Linked DNA regions of Mus musculus: region 1 is linked to region 2. Evidence: chromatin loops called from intact Hi-C (ENCODE). Cell type or tissue: heart. All regions are shown on one strand. Each heading gives the region's core, and the rest is flanking DNA. Links, peaks and the distances in the headings are about the cores only.

Region 1 (6,387 bases), core at 592-5,591, 140 kb before region 2:
TGGGCTTGCTGAGCTTTCTAGCCTAATGGGCTGTGCAACCATTGGATTCTCAGTCTCTCTGGCATGAGACAGCCATTGACAGACTTCTCACACTGTATCGTGTAAGCCAATCTAATACACTCTCCTTTAAATATATTCAATCTCTCTGTTCATCTCTTCTCTTCCCTTCCTTTCTTCCTTTCTTCCTTTCTCTTTCTCTTTCTCTTTCTCTTTCTCTTTCTCTTTCTCTTTCTCTTTCTCTTTCTCTTTCTCTCTCTCTTTCTCTCTCTCTTTCTCTCTCTCTTTCTCTCTCTCTTTCTCTCTCTCTTTCTCTCTCTCTCTCTCTTCTTTCTCTCTTTCTTTCTTTCTTTCTTTCTTTCTTTCTTTCTTTCTTTCTTTCTCTTTTAGGAAACCATGACTAATAAAGAAATGAAAAATAATGAGATAAAATTTGAATATTGATGAAACAACATAAAACAAAACTGGAGAGAGAGCCTATGTTCATGGATTGGAAAAACAAATACTAAAACATATTATCTAAAGAATCTACAGTTTCAATGTAATTCTCCTCGAAATGCAAAGGACAGTTTTCCCAAACCTGAAAAGGAAGGAAAAACTCACAATACCAAAATTCACATGCTACCATCAAACACCCACCATACGGAGCCCAATCTTGAGTGTAAGAATCAAGCTGGACCATCATAAGAATCAATATAAAAAATAGAGCACAACAACATCAAAATGTTTTGGACTTGACATAAGCACACAGACATGTACACAAAAGGAAATGGGACAGACATTCATCTGTGTGTTTAAACGTAATTTAATTTTTTGTTCTTTAAATACATATTTTTATTTTTTATGTTGTAGGGGTGAATGTACTTTGGACTAGGAGTATGTTATGATCAAGCTATAGTGGGGACTTATTCATTAATTTTTAAATTATTTTAATTATATTTTTAATGAAAATAGTTTTTTCTTTTCTTTTCTTTTTAATATTTTTTATTAGGTATTTTTCTCAATTACATTTTCAATGCTATCCCAAAAGTCCCCCATACCCTCCCCCCCCCCACTCCCCTACCCACCTATTCCCACTTTTTGGCCCTGGCGTTCCCCTGTACTGGGGCATATAAAGTTTGCATGTCCAATGGGCCTCTCTTTCCAGTGATGGCCGACTAGGCCATCTTTTGATACTTATGCAGCTACAGTCAAGAGCTCTAGGGTACTGGTTAGTTCATAATGTTGTTGCACTTATAGGGTTGCAGATCTCTTTAGCTCCTTGGATACTTTCTCTAGCTCCTCCATTGTGGGCCCTGTGATCCATCCAATAGCTGACTGTGAGCATCCACTTATGTGTTTGCTAGGACCCGGCATAGTCTCACAAGGGACAGCTATATCAGGGTCCTTTCAGCAAACTCTTGCTAGTGAATTATCTTAGTCAGGGTTTCTATTCCTGCACAAACATCATGACCAAGAAGCAAGTTGGGGAGGAAAGGGTTTATTCGGCTTACACTTCCATGCTGCTGTTCATCACCAAAGGAAGTCAGGACTGGAACTCAAACAGGTCAGGGAGCAGGAGCTGATGCAGAGGCCATGGAGGGATGTTCTTTACTAGCTTGCCTCTCCTGGCTTGCTCAGCCTGCTCTCTTATCGAACCAAGACTACCAGTCCAGAGATGGTCCCACCCACAAGGGGCCTTTCCCCCTGGATCACTAATTGAGAAAATGCCTTACAGCTGGATCTCATGGAGGCATTTCCTCAACTGAAGCTCCTTTCTCTGTGGTAACTCCAGCTGTGTCAAGTTGACACAAAACTAGCCAGTACAATTGACCCCTTGTCAACTTGGCACACAAACACATCACTAGTAAGCCTCAACCCTTACATTTTTATTCATCCCCAAGGTCTAAATAACGTTAAACATCCCACATTCTTTACATATTCTTAAAATTTCAATCTCTTTAAAATATCCATCTCTTTTAAAATCCAAAGTCTTTTTACAATTAAGTCTCTTAACTGTGGGCTCCACTAAAATATTTTCTTCCTTCAAGAGGGAAAATATCAGGGCACAGTCACAATCAAAAGCAAAAATCAATCTCCAACCTTCCAATGTCTGGGATCCAACTCATGATCTTCTGGGCTCCTCCAAGGGCTTGGGTCACTTCTCCAGCCATACCCTTTGTAGCACACGAGTCGTCCTCTAGGCTCCCGATGCCTGTACTCCACTGCTGCTGCTGCTCTTGGTGGTCATCTCATGGTACTGGCATCTCCAAAACACTGCATGACCCCTTCAGGCCTGGGCCTTCAATTGCAACTGAGGCTGCACCTTCACCAATGGCCTTCCATGGCCTCTCACAGTGTCGAGCCTCAGCTGCTCTTCGTGACACCTTCATGCCTTCAAAACCAGTACCACCTGGGTGACCCTTACATATTACCAAGTCCTGCTGCAGCAGGAGTACAACCTTAGCTATCTCTGGAACACAGCCTCTTTGTGCTTTCAGAAAACACTTCCCAGAAGATGTCACCTCAATGATGCTGGTCTCTTCTTAATCACTGCTAATTTCTTAGCTCCAGCTAACCAGCATCAATAGTCCCAGTAATGCCAAGTTTTTGCTTTAGTAGTTCTGGTGTCTTGTTAATCACAGCTGATTCTTCAGCCCCAGCTAACCAGAACCACAGAATCTTCACAATCAAAACAGCAATGGCCCTGAAAAGAGTCTTTAATTTTCCCTCTGAAATTTCACAAACCAGACCTCCATCTTCTGCACTGTTCTCAACATTATCTTCCAAGCTCCTACACAACATCTGACAGAGCTCTTAACAACGAATGGATCTTCAAACCCAAAATTCCAAAGTCCTTCCACAGTCCTCCCCAAAACATGGTCAGGTTGTCAGAGGAATACCCCACTCTGCTGGTACCAATTTGTCTTAGTCAGGGTGTCTATTCCTGCACAAACATCATGACCAAGAAGCAAGTTGGGGAGGAAAGGGTTTATTCGGCTTACACTTCCATGCTGCTGTTCATCACCAAAGGAAGTCAGGACTGGAACTCAAACAGGCCAGGGAACAGGAGCTGATGCAGAGGCCATGGAGGGATGTTCTTTACTAGCTTGCCTCTCCTGGCTTCAGCTCCTTGGGTACTTTCTCTAGCTCCTCCATTGTGGGCCCTGTGTTCCATCCAATAGATGACTGTGAGCATCCACTTCTGCCAGAGGCAGGCACTGGCATAGCCTCACAAGAGACAGCTATATCAGGGTCCTTTCAGCAAATTCTTGCTGGCATATGCAATAGTGTCTGTGTTTGGTGGCTGATTATGGGATGGACTTTTGGGTGGAGCAGTATCTGGATGGTCCATCCTTTCGTCTCAGCTCCAATCTTTATCTCTGTAACTCCTTCCATGGGTATTTTGTTCCCAATTCTAAGGAGGGGTGAAGTATCCACACTTGGTTCTCCTTCTTGAGTTTCATGTGTTTTGCCCCCAATCCCAGAACACCAGAGAGTCTAACAATACTGCACATGCCTCAGTTTCCCCTTAATTAGTGGCAAGTGGGTGGTTGATTTCATTTTTCACCACTAGATGGAAGAGCAGGGAACAGAGGTCCCGGAAGCCTCTTCCTCAGAAAGTAGTTTTCATTAAGTCAAAAGTCGACTTTTGTGGAGTGTAGCACAGAATCCACCCATGCTTCCTGTTCAGCAAAATCTACCAGACAGCTTCAAGAGGAGGCCTGCCACAAGGTGGCCCTAGTTCTCTTCCTCTGGCTGATCAGGCAGAAGCTTGTCAAACACCCTTAGGGGGATTATGAGATGGAGTAACTGCTACACAGATTTTGTCAGCAACCTTCTCAGTGTGTGTCCTCTAGGTTTTTGGGTGAGATCGGTATACATATAAGGCTGGAGGGTTCACAAGATTGGACATAGATATAGAGAAAAAGAGAACACAGCTCCCAACACCAAGGGATGCAGAAGAATTGTAAGCTAGAGCTCCAAGGCTGCTATGAAGGGTGATGTGCTTACTTGTTGGAGAGCTTTAATCACTTGCTTTAGAACCAATAGAACCTGGACTGTCAGCTCCCATTTGTTTTCTGCAGAAGGTTCTCAGAGTAGAAGATAAATCCTTCACAGCCCTAGCAAAGCCCAGCACATTCTGTCTGGCTGTCGGTAACTCCTGATAGTAGGGCTCTCTTCTTCTCTTCTGGACCCTAACACTGAAGCTGGAGGGGGTCTGAGAGAGATCTAGACCTAAGGCAAGCCTCATATTTGACTGCCTTGACCAAACAGACTCTTTCACTAGCCTGTGAGTTGTGCTTGCCTCCCTGACTACGACCCACAGCACTCAGCACCTGCACCTCCATGCCCAAGCTCTGGTCCTGGCACAGTTACTATTCTGCTTTTCCCTTTCATGGACAAGGGTAACTGTCACTTCCTCAGGCCCAGTGCACATGCTCATCTGCCTTCCTTTTGCAATTCTTCCTCTGCCTTCCGGAGTCCTCCCTCTGAGTGGCTGCTTCCTGACCTTCAGGTATCAGGTCCTTCATCTCACCAGAGGTGCCTCCTTGTTGGTGGGATGATAATGGGCCCACACCCAAAACTGAATCTCGTATCATGCTAATTTACTGTAGTGCACACCATGCTCACTAGGGGCTAGAAATCCTTTCTGCAAAGAGCCAGATGTTTGGTCCTATTCGACTCAGCCCTGTATGGACCTTATATGCAAAATTTTGTTTCAAGGAAAATATAAAGAAAGTATAGTCACTGGGCTGCTGCATAAAGTCTGTCTATGATGGCTCCTTCTTATCCTTAGTGATACGTTGTAAGACTCATGAGTGAACTATTGATAGCACTAATGTGTATGTGTGTATGTATGTGTGTACATGTGTGCACATATAAATTCCATATAAATATCTCCTAACCATGACAGCATATTTCTCAATGGCCTCAGGTGTCTTTTTCCTCCTTTTTTTTTCACATTTTCCCTAACTTTAACATCTCTATATAGTTGTTTTTTTTTTTTTTGAGATTATAATCACACCTTGAAACTTTTGTGTTTACCCTCTGTAGGATTAAGATTGCTGGCCTCTATATCTAAGTACTGACTGCAAACAGCAATTTAATTTTGAGTATTAAGTACGAGTTCTTGTCCAGCCAGTATGGATTGTTATGCCAATATTCTCCACTAAAGTCATAGACAACAACTAGAACAACATGAGCTGGGAAATGGCTTCTGCATTTTATCTCATGATAAACACCTGAAAAATAAAATCAAAGCAGTGGTTGCAGGCTCCAGTGATCTGATGGTGACTACTGCCACTAATAGTAGAAACATTTCTAAGCTTATTAGCATAATCCAAACACCAAATAAGACTTACTGAGATGTTTCATTGTTATCAGGGTTAGGGGTGTAAGCTCTCAAGAAAGTATTTCAGAAATAAAATGTAGCATAAATCCACTGATAGGACGGATACCTGCTTAGATGCCTTATCTAAGATGTAAGAAATCATATCCCTCTATTGGTTTTTACAACATCAGTTCAAACAAATACAATGGAATTCACAATTAGTGGAATCCAGAATCTCTCTTTTTTTTGTGATTCTATATTTTACTTTTTTTATTAGATATTTTCTTTATTTACATTTCAAATATTATCCCCTTTCCTAGTTTTCCCTCCAAAAACCCCAATCCCCTCTCCCTCCCGCTGCTCCCTAACCCACCAACTCCCATTCCTGGTCCTGGCATTCCCCTATACTGTGGCATAGAAACTTCACAGGACCAAGGGCCTCTCTTCCCATAATGACCGACTAGGCCATACTCTGCTACATATATAGCTAGAGCCACAAGTCCCATCATGTGATTTCTTTGATTGGTGGAATAGTTCCAAGGAGCTCTGGGGGTACTGGTTAGTTCATATTTATGTTCCTCCTAGACCTAACTACAGAAGTAATATTTTTATTTAAAATATTAAAGATCTCAACAAATGGAGAAAATCAGGTAAATTAGTGCACATGAAAAATAGCTGTTCTGCACAAACTATTTCACAAAATAGAAGTAAAAGGTACTCTACCCAACTCATTTTATGAAGCCACTATTACTCTGATACCTAAACCACAGAAAGATCCAACAAAGATAGAGAACTTCAGACCAATTTCTCTTATGAATATCGATGCAAAAATCCTCAATAAAATTCTCGCTAACCGAATCCAAGAACACATTAAAGCAATCATCCATCCTGACCAAGTAGGTTTTATTCCAGGGATGCAGGGATGGTTTAATATACGAAAATCCATCAATGTAATCCATTATATAAACAAACTCAAAGACAAAAACCACATGATCATCTCGTTAGATGCAGAAAAAGCATTTGACAAGATCCAACACCCATTCATGATAAAAGTTTTGGAAAGATCAGGAATTCAA
Region 2 (6,387 bases), core at 869-5,868:
ATTAACTTTGAGGAAAGTCTGTCTATTTGATATTTTAGGATGTAGACCAACTTCAATATTCTGCCCTAATGTCAAGCCATGAAGAGAGGAAGAAGGTTTTTGTTTTGTTCTTTTGGTTTCCTTCTTTCTTCTTTTGTTTCTTTCTTTCTTCCTTCCTTCCTTCCTTCCTTCCTTCCTTCCTTCCTTCCTTCCTTCCTTCCTTCCTTCCTTCCTTCCTTCCTTTCTCTCTCTCTCTCTCTCTCTCTCTCTCTCTTTCTTTTTTTGTGTGAAACTTAAGACCATTATTCAAACAGAAGATTTAAAAATAAATATTCTAGTACACCCAATCTGAAAACCACTAACAGAACGCTTCCTTGTTGAGGTAGTATGGTAGGACTAGATGGAAATGGTTTTTGCTTTCTGTAATTAAATCGTGTTTCCATAAGCTAAGAAATATGTTCACATTCAGTGACAGCCCTGATGCTCAGGAGACAAACAGCTCCACCCTGAGCACAGCACAGCTGTGTTCCTCCCGGCAACATTCCCACATCTTGTGCTAGGACTGCATGTACCATTTGAACAGCACGTAGTGTTTTCAGGACCAAGGAAGGAGTGAACGAAATTCAACACCTGTGAACTTTTCCAGCAACACTTGGTGCTCATTTATATGTCATCATTTTGAATTGTTTAGGTCATTTTACAGCCAGAAGACTTTAATGTTGAGAAACTTCTCATGTGATGAGTCATGACCCAGAATTTAAGAACAGAAAAGATTTGGAGAGAAATGATACAGCCAAGACTGCTTGTGTGAAGGACAGAATAAGAAACTGAAGGACAGAATTAATGATGATAATAATGATGATGATGATGATAACAATAACAGTCTTTGTCGCAGTGAGAAACAGAGAACAAGCTTCAGAAATCCAGAGTAGAAGGGTACAAGAAAAGAGGAAAAACAGTTGTACAAAATAAAGCAAGCAGAACTTAGGGTGAACTGCTCTGTCCTTTGGTAGTGTGTGCCACTTCCACAAGTAAATCACAGACAACCACTCAATTCTGTGGGAGCCTGTGTAAGAAAACTGTGAATATATGGTGATCTATGGATGGAAGGGAGTGCAGAATGCTGGTCCCACTAGGTGGCCTTCTAAAAAGAATTACATGAAGTATGATAAGTGGATGCCCTTAAAAGCCAGGACACGAAGTGGTATTTTGTTGTTGTTTTTATGTTTGTTTGTTTGTTTGTTTGTTTGTTTTTGGTCAACAAGGAAGAGAAGAAAAGAAACAAGATAATTAATAACAATATAAATAATTCTAAACCAATTCACTGATCAAGCTTCTATTATAAATCTAATCAGAGCTTAAAAATCTCAAATGATACTAGTACTAAATGGTGCCTAACTTGTTAGTGATTTTGCACTGCAGTTAAGGTAGGAGAATTCAAACTGTCTGACTTACCTGCAAGTAGTATTCACACTGATAAGGCTTCTCTCCACTGTGAGTTCTTTTGTGCTTTTTCATGTGATATTTCTGTATGAATCTCATAGCATATTCATCACAGCGAAATGGTTTTCACCTAGTACGTGATTAAAAAAAAACATTGTAAAATCATGGACTGTTTTGCCAAAAGAAATTTTTAACATAAACCAAAAGTCTGCCATTAAAAAAAGCCAGGACATGAAAGGAATGCCCTGGCATTTCCACATTATCTTTGTGGAAAGGAAAAGGCTCAGGAGGAATGTCTTTTACATGACTAAAGTTAATACTCACAAGACATAACACCATGTGTATTCCCGAACAGTACCTTTGTTTGCTAAAGCTACCCACAGACATCTTTCTCATGTATTGCTTGCTTCAGTCCTAACATGAGAACTGCTTGTTTCTACTGCTCATGTGCTCCAATACCTCCAGCTCCATCATTCCCTCATTCAGATCTGTAGCATTTCCTTTGATCTGTGGAGACTCAGTCTCACTGGTTGAGGTGGGTGGGCACAGTTGTACCTTCAAAGCCAGCCTGTGCCCTCATGAGCCTTGAATCCATTGCAGATTTTTCCAAGACTGTGATACCTCAAATTGTTTTGTCAGGCCAGAGAGCGATGGGGAGCTCACATTTCAGAGAGAATTTATTATTTAAAGGTGGACGTTCTTAGGATCCTGAGATCAGGGTACTTTGCTGTGTAAACTGTCTCAATTTGCCCTGCCACAGTCGCTGGGTAAGTGAAATTCTAGAGCAGTCATTCTCAATCCATGAGAATAGCAATTGTCCCCTTTGAGGAGTGAATGTTCCTTTCACAGGAGTTGTATAAGACCATCGGGAAACACAGGTATTACGTTTTGATTCATAACAGTAGCAAATTCACAGTTATGAAAAGAACAACAAAAATAATCTTATGTTTTGGGGTCACCACAGCAAATGGACCTGTGTTAAAGTGTTGCAGCATTAGGAAGGCTGAGAATCACTGTATTAGAGAACCCAGGAAGACTAGACAGACACAGGCTGGAGGATTTGGGGAGAAGAGGAGAAGAATGCCCTTAGGTTTGGACATTCTCAGGGAGAAAATAAAATAAAAAGCGTGTCTCAGTGCTGAGCCTGAGCCAGGTGTGGCTATGAAGCCTCCTGTTACCCTTAGTGGCTGTAGACAGTATCCTGAGGTGCTAGGGCTGCTCATGATATCTGTAGCAGCACCCTGCTAGTGGCGTGCTTATTCCGTGGTACGCCTTGGAAGTCCGTAGCCATGGACCTTGTACTAATTTGCATTCTGTGGATCTCTCACTGCACTGGGAAAAAAGATCTCAGCCATCCCAGGGAGAGGGAATCTGGGAAATTCTCCAAGTGTGAGGGAATTCGCAGTCCTATGCAAACCTAGCTGTGGCCAGTAGAGGGCTCTCATCTGCAAGAAAGAAAATTATCTCTGGATGACATCAGACCCTAGTCCAACACAGACATCAGCAACAGACATCTGCAAGCTCTGCTGACCATCACCTGATCATGTAGTCTGCATTCTTGTCTCCAGGGACTCAAAAAAACATTTTACAACTCCAATTTTGTGCTTTTATCCCTGGTATTTTGGTTTCTCGCACTTCCTATACAGTTATAAGAGATACACACACACACACACACACACACACACACACACACACACACACATGTATATGTGATATATGTATATATATATATATCCTCTGCATGCTTTCTGTCCCCTTTGATCTACATTTTGCAGTGGCTTTTGAGAAAATGCTATTATATTTCTTTTTTAAAAAAGATTTATTTACTTATTTAATGTGAGCACATGGTTGTCTTTATTTTTTATTAGATAATTTCTTCATTTACGTTTCAAATGCTATCCCCCAAAGCCCCCTATACTCTCCCCTCACCCTGCTCCCAAACCCATACACACCTACTTACTGGCCCTGGCTTTCCCCTGTACTGGGGCATATAATCTTCGCAAGAGCAAGAGCCTCCCCTCTCATTGATGGCCAACTAGGCCATCCTCAGCTATATATGCAGCTAGAGACACAGCTCTGGGAGGTACTGGTTAGTTCATATTGTTGTTCCTCCTATAGGGTTGCAGACCACTTTAGCATCTTGGGTACTTTCTCTAGCTCCTTCATTATTATTAGATGGCCCTGTGCTCCATCTAATAGATGACTGTGAGAATCCACTTCTGTATTTGCTAGGCACTGGCATAGTCTGACAAGAGAAATAGAGAGAGAGAGAGAGAGAGAGAGAGAGAGAGAGAGAGAGAGAGAGAGAGAGAGAGCTATCTCAGGGTTCTGTCAGCAAAATCTTTCTGGCATATGCAATAGTTTCTGGGTTTGGTGGTTGTATATGGGATGAATCCCCGGGAGGGGCATTCTCTGAATGGTCCTTCCTTCTGTCTCAGCTCAGAACTTTGTTTCTGTAACTCCTTCCATGGATATTTGTTCCCCATTCTAAGAAGGAGTGAAGTATCCACACTTGGGTCTTCCTTTTTGATTTTCATGTGTCTTGCAAATTGGATCTTGGATATTCTAAGTTTCTGAGCTAATATCCACTTTTCAGTGAGTGTATATCATGTGTGTTCATTTGTGACTGGGTTACCTCATTAAGGATAATATCCTCCAGATCCATCCATTTGCCTAAGAATTTCATGAATTCATTGTTTTTAATAGCTGAGTAGTACTCCATTGTGTAAATGCACCACATTTTCTGTATCCATTCCTCTGTTGAGGGACATCTGGTTCTTCCAGTTTCTGGCTATTATAAATAAGCCTGCTATGAACATAGTGGAGCACGCGTCCTTATTACACGGTGGAATATTTTCTGGGTATAAGCCCAGGAGAGGAATTGCTGGATCTTCTGGGAGTACTACATCCAATTTTCTGAGGAAACATTAGACTGATTACCACAGTGGTTGTACAAGCTTGCAATCCCACCAGCAATGGAGGAGTGTTCCTCTTTCTCTACATCCTCACCAGCATCTGCTGTCACATGAATTTTTGATCTTAGCCATTCTGACTTGTGTGAGGTGGAATGTCAGGGTTGTTTTGACTTGCATTTTCCTAATGATTAAGAATGTTGAACATTTTTTTCAGGTGCTTTTCAGCCCTTCTGTATTTCTCAGGTGAGAATTCTTGTGTTTAGCTCTGTGCCCCATTTTTTAATGGGGTTATTTGATTTTCTGGAGTCCATCTTCTTGAGTTCTTTATATATATTGGATATTAGTCCCCTATCTGACTTAGGATTGGTAAAGATCCTTTCCCAATCAGTTGGTGGCCTTTTTTGTCTTATTGACAGTGTCTTTTGCGTTACAGAAGCTTTGCAATTTTATGAGGTCCCATTTGTCAATTCTCTTTCTTACAGCACAAGACATTGCTGTCCTATTCAGGAATTTTTCTCCTGTGCTCATATCTTTGAGGCATTTCCCCACTTTCTCCTCTATAAGTTTCTCCTATTTCAGTTTCAGAGTCTCTGGTTTTATGTGGAGTGTTTTGGTCCACTTAGACTTGACCTTAGTACAAGGAGATAAGAATGGATCTATTCGCATTCTTCTACATGACAACTGCCAGTTGTGTCAGCACTATTTGTTGAAAATGCTGTCTTTTTTTTCCACCGGATGGTTTTAGATCTCTTGTTAAAGATCAAGTGACCATGGGTGTGTGGGTTCATTTCTGGGTCTTCGATTCTATTCCATAGGTCTACATGTCTGTTGCTGTACCAGTACCATGCAATTTTTAGCACAAGTGTTCTGTAGTACAGCTTGAGGTCAGGTATGGTGATTCCACCAGAGGTTCTTTTATTGTTGAGAATAGTTTTTGCTATCCTAGGTTTTTTGTTATTCCAGAGGAATTTGCAGATTGCCCTTTCTAATTCACTGAAGGATTGAGTTGGAATTTTGATGGAGATTGCATTGAATCTGTAGATTGCTTTTGGCAAGATAGCCATATTTACTATATTGATCCTGCCAGTCCATGAGCATGGGAGATCTTTCCATATTCTGAGATCTTCTTTGATTTCTTTCTTCAGAGTCTTGAAGTTCTTACCATACAGATCTTTCACTTCTTAGTTAGAGTCACACAAAGGTATTTTATATTATTTGTGACTATTGTTTTTTTCCTTTTTTAATTAATTTAGGTATTTTCTTCATTTACATTTCCAATGCTACCTTGAAAGCCCCCCAAACCCTCCCCACTCCCCTCCCCCCCCAAACTCCCACTTCATGGCCCTGGTGTTCCCCTATACTGAGGGATATTAAGTTTGCAAGACCAATGGTCCTCTCTTTCAATTGATGGCCGACTAGGTCATCTTCTGATACATATGCAGCTAGAGACACAAGCTCTGGGGGGTACTGGTTAGTTCATATTGTTGTTCCACCTATAGGGTTGCAGACCCCTTTAGCTCCTTGGGTACTTTCTCTAGCTCCTCCATTGGGGGCTCTGTGATCCATCCAATAGCTGACTCTGAGCATCCTCTTCTGTGTTTGCTAGGCCCCGGCTTAGCCTCACAAGAGACAGCTATATCAGGGTTCTTTCAGTGAATTCTTGCTAGTGTGTGCAATGGTGTCAGCTTGGGGGCTGATTATGGGATGGATCCCCGGGTATGGCAGTCTCTAGATGGTCCATCCTTTCATCACAGCTGCAATCTTTATCTCTGTAACTCCTTCCATGGATATTTTGTTCCCAAGTCTAAGAAGGAGCAAAGTGTCCACACTTTTGTCTTAGTTCTTCTTGAGTTTCATGTGTTTTACAAATTTTATCTTGTATCTTGGGTCTTCTAAGTGTCTGGGATAATATCCACTTATCAGTGAGCACATATCATGTGAGTTCTTTTGTGATTGGGTTACCTCACTCAGGATGATGCCCTCCAGGTCCATCCATTTGCCTAGGAATTTCATAAATTCATTCTTTTTAATAGCTGAGTAGTACTCCATT

Evidence for each region. A loop is a pair of places that touch in the nucleus more often than their neighbours do. Peaks named below come from ENCODE experiments on the same cell type or tissue, not always from the same donor. Only the 100,000 strongest peaks of a DNase experiment are listed, where the experiment ranks them.
Region 1: a loop joins it to region 2, with 5 times the contacts of the local background. A loop is called at or near these places in 4 of 42 quality-filtered maps.

Annotation. Positions count from the first base shown.
Region 1 is chr13:60,822,541-60,828,927 of GRCm38, forward strand. No RefSeq gene overlaps it. Among named protein-coding and RNA genes, the nearest start is that of Ctsll3, 23 kb to the left of the region's middle. In heart, for the core only: a CTCF peak has its summit at 3,693 (motif pointing right); a DNase peak (open chromatin) is centred at 3,701.
Region 2 is chr13:60,961,383-60,967,769 of GRCm38, forward strand. It overlaps Gm40976 (a long non-coding RNA gene), which reads right to left and starts at 1,546. Exons shown (of 3, transcript XR_873564.1): 1 at 1,435-1,546. In heart, for the core only: CTCF peaks have their summits at 2,789 and 2,988; no DNase peak of the experiment used is centred there.